Linked DNA regions of Mus musculus: region 2 is linked to region 1. Evidence: chromatin loops called from intact Hi-C (ENCODE). Cell type or tissue: left cerebral cortex. All regions are shown on one strand. Each heading gives the region's core, and the rest is flanking DNA. Links, peaks and the distances in the headings are about the cores only. Region 1 overlaps Zfp426 (zinc finger protein 426). Region 2 holds the start of Gm35860 (a long non-coding RNA gene).

Region 1 (12,307 bases), core at 1,490-9,489:
TGTGACAATGAGCTAGCCTTGGATGCTAGCCCTGAGTATCTGAAATAAGACCTGGGGCCCTTGCAGGATTTGCTCACTGATGCCCACGATGGAACATCTGTAAGTCACAGTTGAACTCTGTGCCATTCTTAGTCTAGAGGTGGCCCACCCAGCAGCTTACTTCAGTTGGAAATATGCAAATGCATTTGGCCTTTTTTTTACTAGGGATTTTGCAGGAAACCTTGCTAAATACTTTTTAGCTTTTATTGCATTTCTATGTTTTGTGTGTTCATGGACACATGTGCCTTGGTACACTATGGAGGTCAGAGAATAACTTACAGGCATCGATTCTCTCCTTTCACTACGTGGGTCTTGAGAATCAAACCCAGATCATTAAGCTTGGCAACATACTTACAAGTTTACAAGTCTTAGTTTTTATGTTCTCTCTCTCTCTCTCTCTCTCTCTCTCTCTCTCTCTCTCTCTCTCTCTCTCTCTCTCTCTTAGTTGGGGAGGCTGTTTGAGGCAGGGTCTCTCTATTATGTAGCTCTGGCTGTCCTGGGAGTTCACTATGTAAAGGAAGCTGACTTCAAACTCACAGAAAAGTACCTTCTTCTCCCTCCCATGTTTGTTTGTTTGTTGTTGTTGTTGTTGGGACAGAGTCTCTCTATGTAAAGCAGGCTGAGCTTGAGGCCTTGGAACACACAGAACTCTGCCTATCTCTATCTCCCTAGTACTGGAATTAGTATTGAGCCACCATACCCATCAGTTCTAATGTATTTTTAAGGGTTTATACATGAGCTTTCCCAGCTCAGTAAATCCTGTAGACTAGTAACCAGAGATAAAGAGTGTGCTGGGTTTAAGGTCCTACAGCAGCATAAGCCAAACCTGAGCTCTGACACTCATTCCTCTATGTGGTGGCAACATATGGAAAACATGGAAGTCTGCCCTCCCACTGAGAAGGGCAAAAAGGAAACCCATGTTAAGAGCTAGGCCTCACATGACTACAGAAAAACTTCCAAGATAGTGCCTGAGGAATTAGCAATGTTGAACTCAGTCAGGCACAAAAAGTCTAGTTTTCTCCTATGAAGATTGGGTTACAACCTGTCAATCATGTAAAGAAAGAAACTTGAGCTTAGAGCCAGGCCTGTGGGCAGCACCTATGCCCCAGAGTGGGGCTGGAGGTTGGACCAGGTACAATCTCTGCACAGCTAGATTGTATGGACAGCTAGAGAGACCTGAAAGTCAAGGCTAGGGATAAGAACTCACCCCACAAGGTAGCAGCAAAGTACTCTTAGGCCTGGAACTCTATGCAGGAAGACTGTGGACATCTGCTCCTCCTGCCCCCAGGACCTGAGTGCTGGTATTCCAGGCGTGAGCCACCACAGAACACTTTATGCAAGGAATGGAATACGGGGCTTTGTGCATGTTAAGAAAGCACTCTATAAACTGAGATACATCCTCAGCTTCAGGAAAGGTTTTCTGGCTCCATCAGTATTCCTAGAGCTGCTCCCTTGATTCTTTCATACTCGATTCTTTGATACTTTCATGAACATGGAGTTCTCTCTTCCACAGGCCTTTAGGATCCTTTACTTTGGCTTATCTGTGTGAACATTATAATGAATTATTGTAGTCCTTGATTACTTTGTATTTTCAATTACTTGTATTTGCTGTGTGTCCTGGTTCACTTTTTATTGATGTGATAAACACCAACCAAAGCTAATTTGGGGAGAAAAGAGTTTATTTGACTTAAACATACCAATCATAGTCCATCATTAGGGGAAGTCAAGGAAGAAACCCAAGACAGGAACCTGGAGTCAGGCAGATGCCATGGAGAAATACTTCTCACTAGCTTGTTCTCCCTAACTGACTCAGCTTGCTTTCTTATACTACTGAGGAATCAACAATATAATAGGCATGCACAAGGGCCGCCTGCCCATGGGTGGCACCGCCCACAGTAGTCTAGAGATACCACATCAAATCATTAATCAAGAAAATACCTCAAAGACATCTCCATATACCAGTCTGATGGCGGCATCTTTCAATTAACATTTTCTCTTCCTAGATGATTACTTTGTATTATGCTTACAAAAAACTAACCAGCACAATTGATTCTTTGTCAGCTTGACACAGACACATCACTATTCAACCATAACCTTTCCTTTTCTTGTTACCCCCAAGATCTCATGTTATTATCATAATACAAAATATAGTATACCCTTAAAAGATTCAGTCTTTAAAAATTCAAACCCTTCAAAAGTTAAGTCTCTTTACACTAAAGCAGCAATCATGAAGTCTCCATGGGTCTACACTAGGTCCTTTGCATACATGCTGTGGTTGTTTAGCTTAGGATATTTGTGGGACTCCTAACAGTGGGAGTAGGGGTGTCTGACTTTTTTGGCTGCTCTTTGAACCATTCCTTCTACTGGGTTGCCTCGTCCAGCCTTAATAATGAGGATTTGTACCTAGCCTTATTACATCTTGTTAGTCAGTGTTTGGTTGATATTGCTGAGAGGCATGCTCTTTTCTCATGAGAAATGGTGCAGTGGATCTGGGTGGAGGGGAATCGGGGAGGACTGGGAGGAGTGGAGAAGGGAGGCTATGGTCAGTGAAGGGACACTAGGCCACTCCAGCATGCCTCTGTCAGGCCTTGCCCTTCTCTCCCATTCTCTCTGCCTTGCTTTAAAAAAAAAAAGTTAGATTACATTCCTAAAGCTAGCCACCAAAATCTGTTTGCTTATTTGACCACTTCCTCTTCCTGCAGCTGACTACCAAAGTCTAGCTATCAATGTATTGAAGTATATCAATCAAAAATCCCCCTTTGACTTACTTAATATGTCCATTTAAAATTAAACACCTCATGCTAACATGAGGTTTCCCCTTGTACCATTATAAACTGCCACTTTCCTATGTGGCATATCTTCTCTTTATCCAAAGGCAGTCCTTTGTCCCATTCCCCTCTGGGACAAATTTTCCTCTCCCACCTTGTTCCCTTCCCCTTCTCCATCTCCTGTCTTTGTGTCTTACTCCCTGCCCTCTGTCCCTATGGGGCAAATAAATTGCCTTTGTGCTGAGAGCTTGGTCTTGGGGGTCCTGAGCTGATACTTTCCCTTTCAGGCAGGATTATATTGTATAAGAGAAGAATAAAATAAATAAAAGTCTGGCCTTTTTCAAATATTCAACATAAGGAGCCAGGTGTGGTGGTGCATACCTTTAATCCCAGCACTCAGGAGGCAAAGGGAGGTGGATCTTCAAGGCCAGCCCAGGCTACAGAGCAAGAGCAAGTTCCAGGACAGCCAAAGCTTTACAGAGAATCAATCTCTCTCCCAATCTCTCTCTCTCTCTCTCAAGAGCAAGTTCCAGGACAGCCAAAGCTTTACAGAGAATCAATCTCTCTCTCAATCTCTCTCTCTCTCTCTCTCTCTCTCTCTCTCTCTCTCTCTCTCTCTCACACACACACACACACACATACTCTCTCTCTCTCTCTCACACACACACACACACACACACACACACACACACACACACACATATAATCTCTGAATTTTGGGATCCTGTAAAATAAACATGTTCCATACTTCCCAGTTCACCTAGGACTCGCTCTTGATCCTCTGGGCTCCAAAAGGCTTAGGCAGCTCCACTTTCCAGCTCTGCCATCCATAGCACACCCAACTTGTAGAATAGATCCGACCTGAGCCTACCAACTTGCCACAATCCTGTCCCCTCCATTGGTTGGGGTCTCCTGCAACTGAGGCTGTACCTTTACCAATGACCTTTCTTCAGGGACTCTGACTCTGCCATGCAACGTAAGGCTGGGTTACTCTCCAAGACCCCTTCCATCCTGTAGCTTTTCTGTCACCCAAGCCATTATCACACTGGAAACTCTTACACATTACAAAGTTCAGCTGCCAGCTTGAGATGCAGTCTCAGATTTTACCTCAATGATGCCGGTGTCCTTAGTCACTTAGCTGAGCTTTGAGCTCCAGCTAATCTATAATTGCCAGTGGTGCTGGTCTCTTGTTAATGAGTGCAGGTCTTCAGCCCCAGTTGACTAGAAAGAACAGATTCTCTATTCAAACTATAACACAAACAGCCCCATAATTTCTGCTTTCCTCTGAACTTTCACAAGCCAGCTTCCACCATCTGCACCTCTCTCAACATTCCTATCTCCCAATCTCCCATAACAACTCAGTACCTCAGAGAATCAATGGCCTTTTCAAGCCCAAAGCTCCAAAATCTTTCCACTATCCTCCCCCAAACCAACAAAGTTAGGTAGATCACTGCAACACTCACAATCCTAGTCTCAGCTTCTGTTTTAGTTTGGTTTGCTGTTGCTATGGGGAGCACAGTGACCCAAAGCCACTTGGGTGGAAGTTTGTTTGGTTTACATATCTGTTCCATTTTGTTTTGTTTTGTTTTGTTTTGAAAGCAGGGTTTCTATATGTAGCCCTGGCTGTCCTGGAACTCTCCCTGTAGACAGGATGACCTTGAACTCAGAAATCCACCTGCCTCAGCCTCCTGAGTGCACCACCACCACTCATCTTAATAACAGCTCATCAATGAGGGGAGTCAGGGCAGGAACTCAAAAAAGGAAAGAAACTTGGACTCAGAAACTAAGCAAGAGGCCACAGAAAAATGCTGCATACGGGCTTGCCCAGTTTGCTTTCTTATACCATCCAGAATCAACTATCCAGAGGTGGCAGCACCTACAGTGACCTGGGCCTTCCATTATCAGTCATTAATCAAGAAAATGCCCCCAAAGCCTTGCCTACAGGTCAATCTGATGAGGACAATTCCTCAGTTGAGACTTCCTTTTCATTGGTGACTTTAGATTATATCACATTGACAAACATTAGCCAGCATACTATGCAGCTCAATGATTTGTTGTGTATTTTTTTTTATGTTATACTGTATTCTCACCATATGGCCTAAGACCATCATGCATTGCAAAAGTACTGATATGGCCAGGTATCCCCAAGAATTTATACAGAAAAAAATAGAATACCACTAATACTAAAGATGGGCTAGAGGGTGATTCAGTGGATAGGAAATATCATGCATAAGTCTGAAACATGAGTTTGGGTCCCTAGCATCCACATAAAAACTGGGAATGGTCCTGTGTACCTGTAACCCCAGCAATGGTAGGATAAGGAAATCAGGAGGATTGGTAAGGTTTGCTGACTTAGCCTAAAAACAGCAAGCTCCAAGTTCAGTGAGAGAACCCTGTCTCAAGATAAGGAAGAATGTGATAGAAGTCCTCCTCTGGCTTTTGAATGTGCTTATAGGTGTGTTTAACCACACACACATTTGTGCGCGCACACACACACACACACACACTAAAGGAGAAAATGATAAGATATTTAGGAAAATCTGAACTTATGTAAAATCTATACCTCAGGGCTAGATTTGATTCCTGGAACCTACATGGTAAAAGGAGAGGGCCAACCCCTCCTTCCCCAGAGTTATCTTCTGACCTCCATACAAGCGCTATGTCATGTGCAAGCCCCCAACAAATACATGTAAGATTAAAACTCTACACTTCGTATCATATTCAACAGTAAACTACAAATTGATCAGGAATCTTAAGGTTAAAAACAAAAAACAAAAAACAAAAACAAAAACAAACTATGGTATGCAGTGCGGTCAAGTGATTCTTCATCAGATGAAAGAAAATATGTGACCACAAGGTGGCGGTAGCACACAAGCATACTTTGGGCAGCATATAAAGTTGAACAGATGCCACCTTAGACTAAACAGGCTTCCTCAACCTTGGTAACCATTGTGCATAAATGGGAGGAATAGAGCCCCCAGCAGAGAAGGCAGTCAGGGAGGTGGTTTGCATGACTATCTAAATGATGCTACTTGGCCATTTATCCAGGATGAGTCAGATAACTAACTGGGCTCTTCACAGCCACAGGGGTTATCCGATCCATGGCTAGCAGATCTGGGGCACAATTCCAAGGAATGTAAAAAGCATGATGAAAAGATGTTTGCTTGAGCTTTGAAACAATCACTATTGTCTATACTCATCCTATCAACATTGAAGTACATATATATCTGTGACTTCCAGCTCTCAGTATTTTGGGTTTATAGGAAAGAAGGTATCATTGTCTCATAATAATAAAGCTTAGTAACAGGGGAACTACCATAAAGCTCTCCAAATCTGCTACACCATTTTACTACCAGTAACAAAATGTCCTTACCTTTTCTATTTCTTAGTTTCATTTTGTATTGCCTGGGGGTGGACACACAGGTGAAGGTCAGAGACATTCTGCTAGGGTTTGTTGTTTCCTGCCATGTGAGCTCCAGGGATCAAACTCAGGTAGGTCAACATCCTTGATAGCCAGTGTCTTTACCCACTGAGCAATCTTGCCAGCTCCTTTTATTTATTTGCTTATCTATCTGCTGTTGATTATAGCCATCATCAGTGTGGTAAAATGATACCTCATCTTTACTTTGCAGGGAATCTACTCCCACACACAAGCTAAATACATACAATACAGCCCTCCTACCCTGGTTTGGATCTATCTTCCCTGGTTAGTGACTTGACCACCTTTTACTATAGTTGCTGTTCATTTGTATCCTTGGTGAAATCCAAGACCTTTTATATTGCTGTTCAAGACCTGTTTATATTGTTGGATTGTTACTCTTGCATGCAGAAGCTATATGAGGGGATATGTGTGTCTCAGGCTGGCCTCAAACTTTTTAACTTTTATAATTTGGTATAAAAAGCCATCAAGATGGAATTTGCTACACAGATCTGCCTGCCTCTTCCTCACAAGTGTTGGTATTAAAGGTATGTGACACCATGCTTGGCCCACTTCTACCTTAATTTTAATTCAATAGATTACAGTATTTTTCAATATTTTCTTTTGTGTGATCAATGGTGGTACAGGTAATGTCAATTGATTCTGTTTTTCTGTATCTGGGTTCTTTGGTTCTATTGCTATTATAATAGTTGGTTTTCTCCTCTCTGAATAGTACCAGGGGTGACCTCTAAAAAGGCTTCTCACTAAGAAGAACTTCAAATAAAACTAGAAGAGATCCAACCACATATGTAAATCACAGCTTAGAAACACAAGCAGATCAATAGCAAGTTCCAGGACAGACAGAAAGACGGGGCTACATTGAGAAACCTTATCTTAAAACAAATAAACAACAAAATAAAACCACAAAACAAAAACAAGGCAACAAGACTCCTCCAAAAGGTCACTCCTTTTCAATTACTGACTTCAAAAATAATAGAATGGTTGAGAATGCAGGACAAATAACTTTAAAATCTAGGCTTTTTTTCTCACGTGTGTGTGCATAAGCCAATATGCCAGTGTGTATTCATGGAGACTAGAGGACAGTTTGTGGAAGTCAGTTCTCTCCTTACACACACAATTTGTTAGAGTTAATGCAGCAAAGTCATAGACCAGTAACTTAAACATGGTTATTTATTTCTTACAATCTGGCAGCTGGAAATCAGAGATCAGCATAATTCAGGTAGTTTCCCTCTGGAGGCCTTAGTAGAAACACTTGTGGTAGCCACTTGTCTCCATTTGCAGAAGGCTGTCTGAAGTTTCCATGGTCTTCTCTGTGTGCATCCTGCAGCATCTTAACCTCTTGAGGACATTAGTCACTTCTAATGGACTCATGGCAACCTCATTTGCTTTTTATTATTTTTATTTTATACATGGTTTGCCTGCACATATGCACTCATGTGTATGCTGAGTGATCACAGAGGCCAGAAGGGGCCCAAATCCCCTTCACCTAGTTATGAATGGCTACAAGCTACCATGTGAGTGCTGGGAACTGAAGCCTGGCTCTCTGAAAGTACAGCAGGTGCCTGTAACTATTTCAATCATCTCTGCAGTCCCTCACTTGAATTTTTAAAATGTACTATTATTGGGGGGAGTGCATGCCACAGCATTCATGTGGAGGTCAGAGGGCAGCTTTTTAGGAGCCAATTCTCTCTTTACAATGTGGGATTCAGGGATAGAAAATGGGTAGTCAGGAGTGTATGGAGAATGCTTTTGTTTGAAAAAACATTTTTTTTTATTACTGTGGTATATGTAGGAGGGTGGGCAGAAACATGGAGATGAGAGGTCAACTTTAAGGCATTAAATCTTCTACCTTGTTGAGTCAGTCTTCCTCTCTGCCATGCTACATAAACTAGCTGGCCTGCAAGGTTGCAGGTGATCTTGTAGGAATGCTGAGAATACAGATGCATGCCACTACATCTGTCTGATTTACGTGAGTGTGGGTCAGATTCAAGCTGTCAGACATTTCCATCAAGTGCTTTTACCCACTGAGCTATCTTGCCAGCATCCACTTTAATTTTTTTGACATGGAGTATTTGTGTTGCTCAGTATGGCAACACAGCACTGCTCTAAGCTAAGTATCTAATTTTCATAGTTTCTCCCCAGTGTGAGTACCATCATGTCTTCAAAGTACATGAGCACAAACAAGGGCTTCCTCACATTGCTTCCATCAATTAGGCTTCTCTCTAGTGAATTCTTTCATGTCTGCGAAGTGAACGAGGATGACTGTAGGCTTTTCCACACTGCTGACACTTATAGGGTTTCTCTTCAGTGTGGGTGTGACTTATTTCATGAATCCTGAAGGAACTGGGACAGATGAAGGCTTTCCCACACTCCTTACATTCATAGGGCTTCTCTCCAGTGTGGGTTCTTTCATGGATCTGAAATGAAGTGGAGTGACTGAAGGCTTTCCCACACTGTTTACACTCATAGGGTTTTTCTCCAGTGTGGATTCGCATGTGAATTTTAAGGTGGGTGGAATAGTTAAAGGCCTTCCCACATTCCTTGCACGTGTATGATTTTTTAGCATTGTGAGTTCTCATGTGGTTATTAAGACATGAAAGATATCCAAATGCTTTCCCACAAATCTTGCACTCACAGGTCTTCTCTTCAGCATGCAACTTCAGATGCCCATTAAGGTTGGAAGAAATAGCAAAGGCTTTCCCACATTTCACACACACAAAAGGCTTCTCTCCTGTGTGAGTTCTTATATGTTGGATCAGTCGAGAGGACGTAAGAAAGGCTTTCCCGCACTCCTTACACCCATAGGGCTTGTCTCCAGTGTGAGACCTTACATGGATACTAAGACCTGAGTGCTGAGTGAAGGCTTTCCCACACTGACTACATACATAGGGCTTCTCTCCTGTGTGAGTTCTTCCATGGATCTGAAATGAATTGGAATAATTGAAGGCTTTCCCACACTCCTTACATTCATAGGGCTTTTCGCCAGTGTGGGTTCGCATGTGAATATTTAGATATGCAGGATATCGATAGCCTTTCCCACATTCCTTACATCTGTGAGGTTTCTTTGCATTGAGAGTTTCTATAAGCACAGCAAGTCTTGAGTTTATAAAACTTCTCCCACACTCATTCCATTCATAAAGTTTGTCTCCACTGTGAGTTCTCTGGTGTGTCTGAAGGTGTGACTGGCTCATAAAGGACTTCCCACAGTCGCTGCATTCAAACCCTTTCTCTTGTGTATCAATTTTCTCTTTAACTGGGGTCATGCCGGTTTCTTCACTCTGACTGAACTCAGAAAGTTTCTCACCAGCACAGTTTTTCCTCTGAAGCATTAGAAAGTCTTTTCTGTACTGACTACAACCATAATTATCCTGTGCAGGTTGAGTTTTCATATCTGTCCTGAGGGGTGAGAGTTCACTGAAGAAGTCTCCATATTGCGTCCCATCACAGAGCTCCCTTCCTCTGTTGATTCCTGTCTGCTAATAAGAGAGATAAACAACATTTTTCTGCAGTCAATTGGTAAGGTTTTAACCATTTGATAACAAAATGCTATAATTATGATTATTTTCCATTACATGCATACAGTTCATACTCTGTTAATTAGTCTCAAGTAGTGTGATAAAACACTTAACTCCAGATTGCTATGTCATCTGCTCTCATCTTTAAAAGATTTCTGTACCACTCCAAGAAAAAGATGTGCTTTATGAGTTCTGGAGCAGTGAGGTTCATTGCACAGTGAGGGCACAATCATTTCTTCAGAGACATTTGCTCTGTGTGTTAGCTGCTTCTCTCGAAATCTCCTTTAGCGAACTCCCTAGCTTTCTCCCCCAAAAGGCTTCAAACATGCCAAGTAGGTACTCTATAAAAGACACATCTCTAACCTCTAATTTTCTTTGAGAATAAGAATAAGACACACTTTTTATTCTTACCATTTGCATTCTACTGGATATGTTACCCCTCAGAAATTCCTGCTGGAACGCTGAACATTTGGTTTCGAGCTGTAATTTCCATTCTGAAGTAAAACAGAAAGACAAATGTAGATATGAAAAAAGGAGTTATTTTTTAACTGGAGCTAAAAAATAATGCTTACTTATTTTATTTTGAATTTAAGAAGGGAGAGATGAGGTTTCTTTTTTCTGTTCTGTTTTTGAGACTACACCACCTCACCTTGAACTCACTACATAGCCCACACCGCACTGACTTCATAACCATCCTGCCTCCGCTTCCTGATCAGGATTTCAGGAATGTGTCACTGTGCGAGGCAAAGATGAGGACACGAATCAAACTTAGATCATATCAAAAGTTGATTATAGGGGCTGGAGAGATGGTTCAGTGGTTAAGAGTACTGGATGCTCTTCCAGAGGTCCTGAGTTCGACTCCCAGCAACCACATGGTGGCTCACAACCATCTGTAATGGGATCCGATGCCCTCTTCTGGTGTGTGTCTGAAGAGAGCAACAGTGAACTCACATACGTAAAATAAATAAATAAAATATTTTTAAAAAGTTGATTCTATAAAAATCAAAACTGATGGTAAATAGAAATTATCAGGTAAATACTATAGAAAATGTTTAGGAAAAGGAGAGCATTTCTCAAAGCAATAAATGTAAAGGTTTGACTAGACGTAAACTAGAAGAGAATTGGCAGTTGAAGGTTTTCTTTCTTAGTTCAGAGTTCTGAGACTAATTTATTTTGGAAAGAGTCATTGTAGGAGCTGGGATGGTTCCATGAGTAAAGTGCTTATTGTACAAGTGTGAGGATCTGAGTTCAGATCCCCAGAACTCACAGAAGGCTGGGCATGACAGCATGTGTCTGTAATTCCAGGACAGCTATGACAAGATGGGATACTGAGACAGAGAAGCCCCTGAAGATATCGGGCCTGGCACGTGCAGCAGCAGACAAAGAAGATGGTGGGGACTCCAACACACACACTATAGCAGCACATGCATGCCCCTACATACACACATCATACACACATCATGCACAAATATACAAGGACCTTTCATTCATCAATCCATTCACTTACTGAGTGTATGTGCACACACACACACACACACACACTTGCATCACAACATGCAGATAGAGGTCAAGGGGCTTTGGGAGTTAGTTCTCTCCTCCACCACGCAGGTTGCCAGGCTTGGTCGAAAACGCCTTTACCTACTGAGCCAGCTCTCCAGTCCAACACAAGGACTTTGCTTTTACTTTAAGTTTATTTCAGTTACAAACACTAAAATTTCATTAAATATAATGAATACTGACCTGGGAAAACTATCTTCTGACCTTTACTAAACTCTTCTTGTTCCAACCAAGAGATCAAACTGGGTTTGATGAGCTGATACCCTGTGTACAAGGTAAGACACGTTAGTGAAAAGGCTCATACAGAAAAATGACACAATTACCCAGGGCTCAGGAATTAGAAAAAATGTTTTGTTTTGTTTTTTCCCTCCAGCTTTTTGAGACAGGTAGGACTATCTTGCCACGTACTAGCTTGGGCTAGCTAGCGTCAAGCTCACAGAAATCTTCCTCTCTCAGCCTCCCAGGTACTTGAATTCCAGAAGTGTGCCACCAAACCTGGCCAAGAACTAGAGCTGTTATAACAGAGAAATTATTTTCAAAGGATTGGTAATGCAAGTCCCACCTGTCCATGCCTCAGGAGTTTAGCTTGTTCTGGAGTCTAAGAGCCAGTTAATTTAGACATCCACACGTTACCATGGACTGGAGTTTTCTTCCTCTAAGACTGGGGATTGCACGCAGGCCCCTGCACATGACAGGCGCGTGCTCAACCACTGCGCCATCTCTCAACCCAGGACTTGCTTTTATTCAAACAGCAAGTAAGAGAATTGCAACAAAGAGATCTTTGTTCCTCTAAGGAAATTAATTACAGGTGGTTCATATGGAGCATTATTCATCGCAATCATCAAGATAATTAAACTTTCTAATTTACTTATTATTTTATATGTGGATATCTGTGCTCATGTATGTGGGTGTGCTTCTGTGTGTGTAGTGACTAACAACACCAGAGAGATGGGGATCTAACTCAGGTCCTCATGCTTAAGCAGTAACCA
Region 2 (12,307 bases), core at 1,609-9,608, 290 kb after region 1:
CCAAACTCAGGTCCCAAGCTTGTTTAGCAAGCGCTTTACCCACTGAGCCATCTCTCCAGCCCCGCCGGGGGACAGTTAGCTCACCCTCTGTCATGGTGGGAATGTACGACAGCCAGAGAGTATGATGGAGGCTCCTGACATCTTTCAGATGAGGAAGAGAGAGCCCAGGCCAATCAGATACCAGTTTCAGGGCCTGGTCCCCACCGACCAGTTCTACTAGGCTGTTCCTGTTCGCAGATTTCCTAAACAAACAAACAAACAAACAAACAAACAAACACTCTCAGGTAAGGACCAAGTGCTCAAACCTACTAAAGTCGATGAGGGCCATTTTATCCAGACCATAATAATCGTCCTCCCTGAACAGTGTCAGGGAAGTGGTCACTACCACAAACAACCTACGGCTTCTGTGGCATAATTAACCTTTGGTGCTAAAGTTCTGAGTTCCTCTATTTACCTGTCTCTCCAGCATCCTCCTCAAACAAACCCCGTAAACTACATTTCCCAGCATCCTTTGCACACTGCAAACTACATCTCCCAGGTTCCCTTCTTTGTAGCCAGGTCCAGACACTAGGAGGTGAAAGGAAAATAGAGGGCAGGAGGAAAGGCAAAACTAGATTCTCTCTCTCTCTCTCCCTCCCTCTTTCCCTCTCCATCCTCCCCTCCTGTAAGTGTGTCTAGATGTGGCTGTTGTCACCTCTGTGGTCTCAGTCTCTTTAGGAAGTTCCCTCTGTGGCTTAGCATCTGCCACTTGGAACTTTGAGAGCTAATTCTTCCCTAGTTCCTGTGTCTTTGGGAAGATTGAGGCTTGACCCTTCCTCATGTGGAAGTCCCTGTAGTGTACTGTGGTAGATCCATTTTAATTAATATTTTACTTTTTAAAAGATGTAACCCGGGTTGGCCTCCAACTCAAGCTCCTGATCCTCCTGCCTCCACCTCTTGTGTAGTGGAATGACAGTCATGTACCCTTGCACCGAGTTTAGAGCTGGGGGTGATCCCCAGGGTCCTGTGCATGCTAGGATAGCATCCTACCATGCTCATCTCAGGGCTGTTGTTGTTTCTGATGATAGGACCCAAGCAGATATAGTTAATGCCACTGCAGCGACCACATCTGTGGTCAGTGCTAATGTGAGAGTCCCTATCACACTGTGGCAAGTGTCCTGCTGAAAAGTGCCCCTTGCCACCATCAGTCCACTCACAAGCCTGGGCCAGCACTGTGCCTTTGCTGTCCTTGGTCATCTCAAGGTTCTCAGAGTCAAGTTTTGTTTTATTTTGCTTGAGACACAGCCTTGATATACAGCCGAGGCTGGCCTGGAACTCAGGGCTGCACACACGTCTTAGCCTACTGAGCTCTGGGGTTGAGAAAAGATAGAAAGAGAGGGGTGTCTTATTGAAGCCTCTGTCTGGCAGAGTCGAAGGTCCCACACCATCACCTGTTCTAATCCAGCAATCTTCTAGGAATCTCACCAGGTTCTACCTTATCCAATATAATTCCACCCAAGGTGCCTCCTGAGCCACTCTACAGTGACCTTTTGACTGGAGTCACTGAAAGGGTCTACATGGCTGATGCTAAGACAGTTCATTGTGACCTGTCTTGAGATGCCTGTACCCTCACGTGGGTGAGTATCTCTCACCGTGCCTCACGACTCTTCTTTGAGAAGCCCACATTCAGACCTTCAGGCATGTCTTTTAACCCTGAATGCCCTTTTCTCTTAAACCTTGGGCATCGCTCATGTTAAAATGTCTTGAGGGGAACTGGAGAGATGGCTCAGAGGTTGAAAGCCCAGGCTGCTCTTTCAGAGGACGCAGGTTCACTTCTTCAAAACCCACTTGGCAGCTCAAAACCATCTATAAGTCCTGTTCTAATGGACTAGATACACTCTTCTGGCCGCCTCAGGAACCACACATGTTGCACAAGTATACATACAGGCACACAATACTGGCAGGCAAAACAACCATATACACAACAATAAAATAATGTCAATAAATACATAATCCAAATGTATATTGAGCAGGGCAGTGGTGGTACACTCTCACTCCTTTATTCTCAGTATTCCAGAGGCAGAGGCAGAGGCAGACAGATCTCTGAGTTTGAGAGTAGCCTGGTCTACAGAGTGAGTTCTAACACAGCCTGGGCTACACAGAGAAACCCTATCTTGAATATGTATATATACATACATATATACATATTACATAATATAATTATTTTATACATAATACAAAATATATATGTATTTATGTTTTTTATTTTTATTTTAATAATGAATGTTTATATTAATAAATGTATTAAAACATATTTATTATATTACTATAATATATAATAAAATATAATAAATATTATATTTTATTACTAAAATATATAATATTTATATAATATATAAAATATATAAATATGATAATTTAAAATATATAATATGGTAAACTATATTAAAATATAATAACATATGGTCTATTAATTACTTATTACTTATTTAAATTAATCATATCATTGATAATTTAGATAAATTAATAACATATATTGACATATAAAATACATACTGTATTTTATATAATATATAAAACATGAAACATATTTTAAAATAAAATATATTTTAAAATAGAATATATAAAGCAAAATAGAATATATAAAGTAAAATGGAATATGTGAAATATAATAAACATAAAAACATATTAATAAAATTTACATAATTAGCATTTATTTAAAATAATATTTAATTTGTATATAATAGAATTATATTGTTATAAGATATATAATTTATATTATATTATGTTGTATATTATTGTATAATAGATCACATATTTTTATATATGTAAATGCATATATAAAAAATTGAGGCCTAGAAAGGTGGCTCAGTAGCAGTTAAGAGCACAGGCTACTCTCACAGAAGCCCTGAGTTCAGTTCCCGGCATCTATGATGGGCAGCTCACAATTGTCCGTAACCCCAGCTTCACCCGTAGGAAGCCCTCTTCTGGCCTCTGGCTACCTACATACACACATAAGTAAAAATAAATTTTAAAGAATTACGTGTTTGGATGCTTTGCCTTCAGGATCTCAGTGTACCACATGTTTGCCTGGTGTCCCAGAAGACCAGAAGAGGCCATGGGAACCCCTGGGACAGGGGCTACAAATGACTGTGAGCCACCAACCTTCAGCACACAATTGTGTGCTGAGGATCAAACACTACAAGAGCAGCCAGTGCTCTTAACTGCTGAGCCATCTCTCCAGACCTCCAAAATAAATACATATAAAAAGGGAAGTGGGCAGCTGTGATATGCACCTTTAATTCCAGCACTCACCAGGCAGAGCCAGGTGGAGCTCTGAGTTCCAGGCCAGCCTGGTCTGTAGAGAGAGTTCCAGCGTAGTCATGACTATACAGAGAAACCCTGTCTCAAAAACAAAACAAAACAAAACAAAAAACCAACAAAGCGAAAAAGAGCCATCTTTAATAAAATCTCCAACTCTGTTTCATAAACTGAAATTCTCTTCTGTGTCAAAGCCACAAATCTCAGTGTAGCCTGAGCTGGAGTCCCTAAATATCTAGGGGAAGTTCGCAGGTTGCTGAGGTTGGATGCACACATCTGTCTCTGCCCGCTCACTGAGGACGGAATGCGGGTCTTTACGATGTTCCTTGACCCTGGTGTGTAGGGGATCCGTAGAATGTTTTCTGCCTCCCAGCTGGGAAGAGGCAGCAGCTCATTGGTAAGCCAGCGAGACCATCTCCACCCCTAGCCCCATCCTCCTGGCCAGCTGCTACTACCAAGATCCCTGGGGTCTCACTTCACTTCACGTTGCTGTAATACAGAACCCAAAGCTGTCCTTCACCAGTCATCAGAGAGATCTAATCCAAACCGTGCAGGGATCTGGCTCACCCAGTCAGAACAGAAGCAATTCAAGTAGACATGAGACTCCCTGAACACTTGCTGTCCCAGAACCCACACGGTGGGAGAAGAAAACCAACTTTACAGGTTGTCCCCTGACCTCTGCATGTGCGCCATGACAAATGTACACACATGCGCGCACACACACATACACACTTTTTTTTTTAATTTAAAAGAACAGAGGTCTATAGGTCTGCCGCTGCCACACAGCTCTGGTGTGCAAGACACCCAAAGGCTTGCCCGTGGTGTGACGTAACCGCAGTGGGAGCCACTGCAATGTTAAGGTAAGTGATAGACATGTGGGAGAGAAAGAGAAGCCGAATGGTTTGAACATTAAGAAGAGACATGGACCTGGAGATTGAGGGTGGAGAGGAACAGCCTGCTGTGAGTGGCCTGCCCTGCCACCTAAGGCCATGGTGCCAACTTGTGCTGCCACTGAGGGCCACATTTGGGTCCATGGCTGTACAGCAGCAGGGGACTGTGTTGATGTCTGTGGCTCATATTATAACAAAGGCCATGCAGATGTCCCTGGTCTGGGCTGCCTCCAGGGACCAAGCTAATATTCAGAGGCTGTGGAGAGCTGCCCCCACCACTGGCTGTGGCTCTCAGGAGATCTGGCCCCACCCCTTCCAGGCTGTACTCAGAAAGCAGGCCCTGCACCATGCCTGGGCAACATAGTAAAGCTGGCCCTGGTGGTGGGAGCCAAGCAAGCTGACCCCAGGGTGTGATAGTGAGCTAGCTCTGGCTACTTGTCTGCCATGAGGTGGTGTGGGCACAGGAGAGATGCTCCCCCACCCCCATCCCCACTCCCACCCCAGAGCTGACCCCCAGTCATGAGAACCAGGAACTGTATCTGCCCCTCACCAATTGTAACACTCTGGAGAGCACACACACACCCCCAAACACACACAAAAACACACAGACACACAGACACACACAAGACACACACACACACACAGAGTTTAGCTGGCCCTGATGGCATTCCCCAAGAGAGCTGGCCCCTGTCTTGCTGGCTGCAGCATAAGGTGAGCTAGCCCAGGCAGTGCTGGAAGAGAGCTCACCCTGGTGGTGTGGGTGTGGGAGAGCTGTCAGGCTGGTACCTCAGACACCACCCAGGCCCAGATCCAGGACTTTGAGTTGTCCCATCCCAACATCTGCCCCATGGATGAACTGCTGGAGTGCAGGAAGAGGCCAGTCCTGCAGAGCCAAAGCTGCAGGATCTCCATGACACCGGGCAGCAACAGGATATCAGAGAGGAGTCCTGGTGAGGATCCAGTATTGATAGCATAGCAGAAACCAGAAACCTTTAACCAGACCAATGACTCATTGTAACGAACATTTGCAAGCAAAGCGGTGTGGAAAGGGTGTACTGTGGGATGCACTATGACACAGCTTCCATGGCAGATGGATTTGGGTTTTGTTTAATTTTTTATTTTTTACTTTGTTTTGTGGGGTGACCTCCACAAGGGTGGAGGTCAGATATGAAGGGTTGGGGAAGTGAGTGGAACCGGGGTGCATGATGTGAAATTCTCAAAGAATCCATAAAAGGTTTAAAAACACCACCACCACCAACAGAAGTCTCTCTGGAGGTTCAAGGGCAGAGCACTTGCATCTGTTAGACTCTAGATAGACACTCATGGTGGTGGTAGTGGGGGCAAGGGAATGGAGGAGTAGGGGGTGTGGGTGGGGGTGGGGTAGGGGGCTTGTAGTGGGCATGTAGGAAAGAGGTCAGTCACAAGGCAGGACAGAGAGCCAGAGAGTGCAGAAGCCACCCTCATCTGTGCATGATCCACTTTGAGTGCATGGTGGTGCTGGCTTTTCATCCCAGCACTCGGAGGCAGAGGCTGGTAGAACCCTTGTGTGTTCAGGACCTGCCTGGTCTACAGTGAGATAGAGGTACATAGAGAATCTCTGTCTCAAAACACACACACAGAGAGAGACAGAGACAGAGACAGAGACAGAGAGAAAGAATCCCATAACCTCACTATGCCCTTACTAAGTCCTCTTCAAGAGTAGCCAGTGCTCTTTACTGAGCTTTCTCTCAGCGCCCCCTAGTGGTTGCATTACCTTCCACTAAGCCCCACCTTTTAAAGGTTCCACTAACCTCTAGGCCAAGCTTCCACTATCTAAACGTTAGTGAGGGGAGAGGGGAAAGCACCACCACACCCTAGCTCCTGGTGTGGCTCCTGCTTCCCAGAGATAAACCCTGAAGATGTGTTTGGGGTGGGGTGGGGTGGGGTTCCACTTGATAAAGAGCCTGCTCCTTTAGCATGAGGGCACCCAGCACCCAGGAGAAGACCTGGGTGTGGTGGAGGCAGGCAGATTGATCCTCTGATCTCTGCACTTATTTGGATCTGGGCAGAGTTAGATGGATCCCTGAAGCTCCAGTCAGCAGAGCTGAGCCAATGAGCAAGTTCATTGGGAGATCCTGACTCAAAAACAAACAAAGCACAAGTGAATAGAGAAAACACGCAACATCAGCCTCTCTCCACATGTGCATGCACGTGCGTGGACATGTACACACACCTACACTGACACGCACACCACAGTCACAGCACACAACATAGACCACACACAGCACAGCACATATGTAGCACAACACACAAAGCAGACAACACAATACTACACAAAACACATCACATATACCATAGCATAGACAGAACACAACATATCCAATACTCAACATACCATACCCAATACAACATACATAACACATTGTACACAACACACAAACACTCAACACACATACAAAACACCTCTTACACACATTGTTTTTAAAGATGTTGTTTTGTTTTAAGACTAGCATCCTGTAGCCCAGACTTGCCTATTGCTTGCTATGTAACCAGATAAAAACTTGCCTCTGCCTTCCAGGAAGTATTCATGAATCCTTCCAGCAGAAAGAGACTCCTCCTTGTGCAGCCTGAGACCTCAGGACTGTGAGCAACCATCTGCCCTCCTCCTTTAATTTAAGCTACCTTCTGGTATGACTCCAGATCAACAACCCTGAGCTAAGTCCCTTCACACCTTTCTTCCTTGAATTCTCATTCTCTCTCTCTCTCTCTCTCTCTCTCTCTCTCTCTCTCTCTCTCTCTCTCTCTCTCCCCTCTCTCTTACACACACACACACATTTATTTATTTCATGTATATCATTTTGTGTATAACTTACAGGAAGGAGTTGGTTCTCTTTTTCACTATGTGAGGGATTGAACTCGGGTTGTCAGCCTTAGTGGCAAGTAGCTTTAACCTCTGAAGTAGCTTTAACCTCTGAAGTAGCTTTAACTTCTGAAGTAGCTTTAATGGCTGAGTCATCTCTTTAGTTCCTGTATTCTCTCTTTTCTCCCTTCCTCTTCCTCCTCCTCTCTCCTCTCTTTCCTCCCTCCCATCCCTCTTTCCTGCTATGCTAAGACTGAAACTCCAGCCTCAAGAATGCTAGATGCACAGTACTCCTGCGCTATACCCAGCCCTAGTGCCTTGTTTTCTTGCAAGTACCCTGTGGGGATGGCCTTGAGCTCCTGGTCCTCTTGCTTCCACTGCTTAGGTGCTGGCTGGTAGGTGCATCCCCACATCTAGTTTATATGGTGCTGGGATGGGACCCAGAGCTTTCAGGGTAGGCAAGCACTCTACCAACACAGCCCCAGCTCCAGCCCTTTCCAGATTTGGAGGTAGCAGGAGTGTCTGTGGGGCCTGTCCACGCCAGGGTGAGGTAGTGCTCCCTCACTTCTCCCATCTGGCATCTCCTCAGGATCCTGCCAGACAGCATCCACATCAGTCTCCCAATCCCCCCTGCCTAGCCGCCTCCACAGCATGGAGAACAGGCCCCATCTGTGTCCCCAGAGAAACTCTCAAGGGAGGCCTGAGTTTCACCCAGACCCTTGGGCTCACCGCAGACTTCTTCCTCCCTTCAGTCAGTTGTCAGTGTCTTTCCACTGCTGCCTGAGAACTGGGGACCTGCCAGCATCAGGCACATGCATGCGCTCCTTGACCCAGTAACAGAGATGGGAACTGGGCCTCCAGTTGCTCTGGCAGAATCTTAAGCAACTGATGTACAAACACCACAGCGCCGGCAGTCACAGTGAGTGTGGTAGTGCATGCCTGTCACCCCAGCTCAGAGGTGGAAGCGGGGGGGGGGATCAGGAGTTCAAGGGTCCTCAGCTCAGTGGTGAATTCGAGGCCAGCCTGAACTATGTGAGACCCGGTCCTGAAAACAAAACAACAGGTCTGGCAGTGATGGCACATGCCATTAGTCCTAGCACTAGGGTGGCAGAGACAGGAGGATCTCTGTGAGTTCAAGGCCAGCCTGGTCTACAGAGTAAGTTCCAGGAGAGCCAGGGCTACACAGACAAACCCTGTTTAGAAAAACCAAAGCAAGCAAACAAACAAACAACAACACCAAAACAAACAACAGGAGTTAGGGAGATGGGTCTGTCAGTAGACTGCTTACTGAAGTGTGAAGGCCTGAATTTAATCCTCAAGATTGGGTGTAGTGACAGTCGCCTGTAATCCCAGCACCAGGGAGGCAGAGACACAGGGTCCCTGGCTGAATCAGTGAGTTTCCAGTTCAGTGAGGGACCATGTTCAATAATTTAAAAAAAAAAAAAAAAAGGTACTGAAAGTAGAAGGAGGTCCTCTTGGAAACAAGAGGTTCAGCAGAAAGTACAGGGGTGCACATGATCCAAATATGTTGCTTACATAAGTGAAGCCGGCAAATGAAGCAAAGAAGCAACTGTTTCCATACATGTACTCACACAGGGCCCTGCCCCACATGTGTGTACACATTTACACACATAGAAAAAGTTCAAGAACAAACAAACCATAAGAGGGTCTATGAGATGGCTCAGTGGATAAAAAGGCTTGCTGTACATGCACAAGGAGTCTGGGTTTGAGCCCATAGCACCCTAGTAAAAACCTGGGTCTGTAACCCTAGCATTTGGGGGCTGAGACAGGCAGATCCTGAGAACATACTGGCCAGACAGTGTAGTTTAAACAGTGAGCTTCAGCTCAGTGATGGACTCAAGGAAGTAAGAGGGGAGCAAGAGAGGAGCGCATTTGATGTCTTACATGCAGCAGGCAGGCGCATGCTCCCTCAAATGCACACACACACACTCCACCAATATGCATAAAACACACATCACATGCACACAGAAGCCAGGACAAGCAAATGCTCAGCAAGGAAGGGGGCTTGCCTCCAAACCTCACCACCTGATCCCTGGAACTGTCACTGTAGAACGGGAGAACTGAATCCTGCAAGCTGTTCTCTGACCTGAACACCCACGCTGTGGGCATGAGTGAACCACCACCCACAAAATAAATAAAATGTACCGAATAAAAACTTCAGGGTCTGGCATGGTAGTCGTGGCTTCATCCCAGTACTGGGAGGCAGAAGCAGGTGGATGTCTGTGAGTTCAAGGCCAGCCTAGTCTACACAGAGTTCCAGGACAATCTCAAAAAAAAAAAAAACAAAAACAAAAAAACAAAAAAAAACCCAAAAAAACAAAAAAACAAAACAAAACAAAACAAAAAAAAAAAAACAGTAAAAAAAAGAAAGAAAAAAAAGTATGTTTAAACCCCTAAGGTTCATTGTTAATGTGTGAACTCACTTGCACAGACAGCATAGACAGTTAATACGGAGCATATCACAGAAGATGCACAGTTAGGGCACAGTCATCCCCGAGTCCCCATCACTGGCAGGGAGTCATGCGCACACACCCATGGAGCCACACTAACGGCCTCTGACACACAAGCAGCCGCCCCAGAGGCGTGGGAATGAGCCTGGGAGAAGCGGCCACAGAGGTCAGGATGACTCAGGAGCCCTCAGTGGGAGCAGAGGAGGGAAGGAAGGAGGCTGCGGGCCAGAGCATGTGCTTCCAGTCACAGGCCTGGGAATTGAGGCCGAGTTGGCGGGACAAGGAGACCCAATAAGACTTCCTGGCTCTGCCAAGACAGGAAACAGAGCCCTCATCTGTGGTCACGGGAACTTGGAACTCCTGCTTAGAAGCCCCAGCAGCTCCTACCACAAAGGAGTCAGACTTCCGCCCCCTTCCTAGCTGGGGGCGGGGGTGGGTGACCATGTTTATTTCCACTCCTGCAGTAACTTGGGAATGGGTTTCACCAGAGACTATAGTGGAGCTCAGAGAGGCTAAGCTGCTTGCCCAAGGTCACACAGCTAAGAAGGACTGGAGTTAGGATTCTAGCTCAGATGAATAAGCAAGCAGGGCTCCATCCACAAGGTGAGCCTCAAGGGTGGCAGAGCATATCCCAGGCTCTGGTTTGTGGGAACATAAAAAGGCTATTGCCCGCTGGCTGTGATAATGCATGCCTGTTATTCTACACAAGCAAAGGCAGACCCTGCCTCAACTACAACAGTACAGGGTCTCCATCTGCAGCTCAGTGGCTAGAGCACTTCCCTAGCATCCACAAAGCCCTGAGTTCCATCCGCAGCACCACAAAAACCACTGTGGTGAGACTTGCCATCCGACACCTGGGAGGTGCAGCCTAGGGGATGGAGAGTTAGCTGACATCTTTTTATTTTATTTGGGGGAGGGGCAGGCAGGGCTTAGACCAAGTTTCACAGATAACCTAAGCTAGCCTCAAATTTTGTAGCCAGAGATGTCCTTGAACTTGTGGGTTACATGAGATTCTGTCAAAAATTCAAAAAAGGGAGGGAGGAAGGGAAGATGGGAAGAAGGAAGGGAAGGAGGGACAAAGCATGATAGAAAGAGAAGACAGACAAGCAGTGGAGGCTGGGGCAATATCTGTGGACAAAAGCATCCTTAGGGCAAGCAGATCTAAGCTCAGAGGTCCAGGAACCACAGGTTTGATCCTGTGCACTTGTCACCCCAGCACTGTGGGGATAGAAACAGGAAGGTCCCTGGGCCTTGCTCCAGCATAGCTCCAAGTTCAGTGAGGTCCTGTCTGATTGAGAGAGAGAGAGAGAGAGAGAGAGAGAGAGAGAGAGAGAGAGAGAGAGAGGACGTTAACACCCTCCTCTGGTCTTCCTGTGTGACCAAGGGTACACACACACACGCACACGCACACACACACACGCACACTTAGACAAGCTTGAAAGGGAGGGGGTAAGAGGAGAGGAGGGAAGGACAGACAGACAGATGGATGGACGAATGAGTGGATGGACAGACAGACAGGCTGCAACAATGACAAGTTGAATGTGTCCCAGCTCCCTATGTGTCAACGTGTGTGCCTGAAGTGCTGCAGCTCTGCATGCCCAGGTGCACAACCCCTGCTGGTCATCCCCACAAATGGCTCCCTATGCAGCCCAGGCAGCCCCTTGTTGGCCTCTGCACCTCAGCTGGGAACAAGGGCTATCAGTAGATTCAGAGGAAACAAAACAATTAATTAGAGCTGCTGAATATGCAAATCAGCTGGGGGCTCTCCCAACAGCCACCAGAGTGCTGGCAATGACGCCAGTAAAAGCTGAGCCGATCTCAGAATGGAATTCCCTCCTCACACCTTTGTCAATTAACCTGAAATTTACAGGGTTGAGTTGCTCATTCATTAACAAGCTCCTGGCTGATTAAAGCATCCTCATTAAGCTATATACTAATCATCCCTTCTATCCAAAAGGCAAGCCTTGGGGTATGTGAGGTGGGACTGCAAAACCAAGGAAGATCTGCCCTCAGACCCTGGGCCCCAGGAGTGCAGACCTGGCTCGCTGGGTAGAGCGCTTGCCTAGCATGCACAAACTCAAGGAGCCTGTCTTTAGCACTGCACAAAGCCGAGAAGAGATTGGGATTGAACAGCAAAACCAAGGAAGATCAGAAAATCATGGAAATACATAGCTGTCATCCCAGCACTTGGGAGGTAGAGGCAGGAGGGTCCTCACCAAGTAAGACGTTAGCCTGGACTACATGAGGCTCTCAAAGAGAATGGAGCTGAAGAGTTGGGCCCAATGAGATAACTGTATTTCTTCTTGTGTGCTGGCAGGTTTAAGTGTGTGTGTGTGTGTGTGTGTGTGTGTGTGTGTGTGTGTGTGTGTGTGTGTGTGTGTAGCTCATGGATTCACATGCACCTTCATGTGAAGGCTGGAGGACAACCTCCATGGTCATTCCTCAATCATCCATCTTGCTCTCTGTGTCAGGGTCTTTCATCGGCCTGGAGACTGCCAAGTAGGCTAGGCTGGCTGGCCACCAAGTTCCAGAATTCCATCTGTCTCCACATCCTAGGCTCTGAAGTTTACAAGCACAAGCCACCATGGCTTCAGGAAATCCAACCAAGTTCCTCATGCTTGCAATCCAAGCACTATACAGACTAAGCTAAGGCCAGGGCTGTTTACTGTCTTATTGAGAGAGGGTCTTGTGGAGCCCAGGCTAGCCCCCAACTGAATTTGTAGCTGAGGCTTATGTTGAAGTCCTGATTTCCCTGCCTCCATCACCCAGGTGCTGGGATAAAACTAAAGTGACATCTGGTTCATCCC

The links. Peaks named below come from ENCODE experiments on the same cell type or tissue, not always from the same donor. Only the 100,000 strongest peaks of a DNase experiment are listed, where the experiment ranks them.
Region 2: it touches region 1 in a loop (5-fold over the local background); 7 of 42 quality-filtered maps call a loop at or near these places.

The regions. Positions count from the first base shown.
Region 1 is chr9:20,461,527-20,473,833 of GRCm38, forward strand. It overlaps Zfp426 (zinc finger protein 426), which reads right to left. Exons shown (of 9, transcript NM_001110309.1): 7 at 11,502-11,582; 8 at 10,173-10,255; 9 at 7,023-9,722. The coding sequence ends at 8,469. Among named protein-coding and RNA genes, the nearest start is that of Zfp26, 7.5 kb to the left of the region's middle. In left cerebral cortex, for the core only: a CTCF peak has its summit at 5,662 (motif pointing right); DNase peaks (open chromatin) are centred at 5,680 and 8,630.
Region 2 is chr9:20,751,278-20,763,584 of GRCm38, forward strand. It overlaps Gm35860 (a long non-coding RNA gene), which reads right to left and starts at 7,849. Exons shown (of 3, transcript XR_379174.1): 1 at 7,759-7,849; 2 at 85-242. In left cerebral cortex, for the core only: a CTCF peak has its summit at 5,943 (motif pointing left); a DNase peak (open chromatin) is centred at 5,934.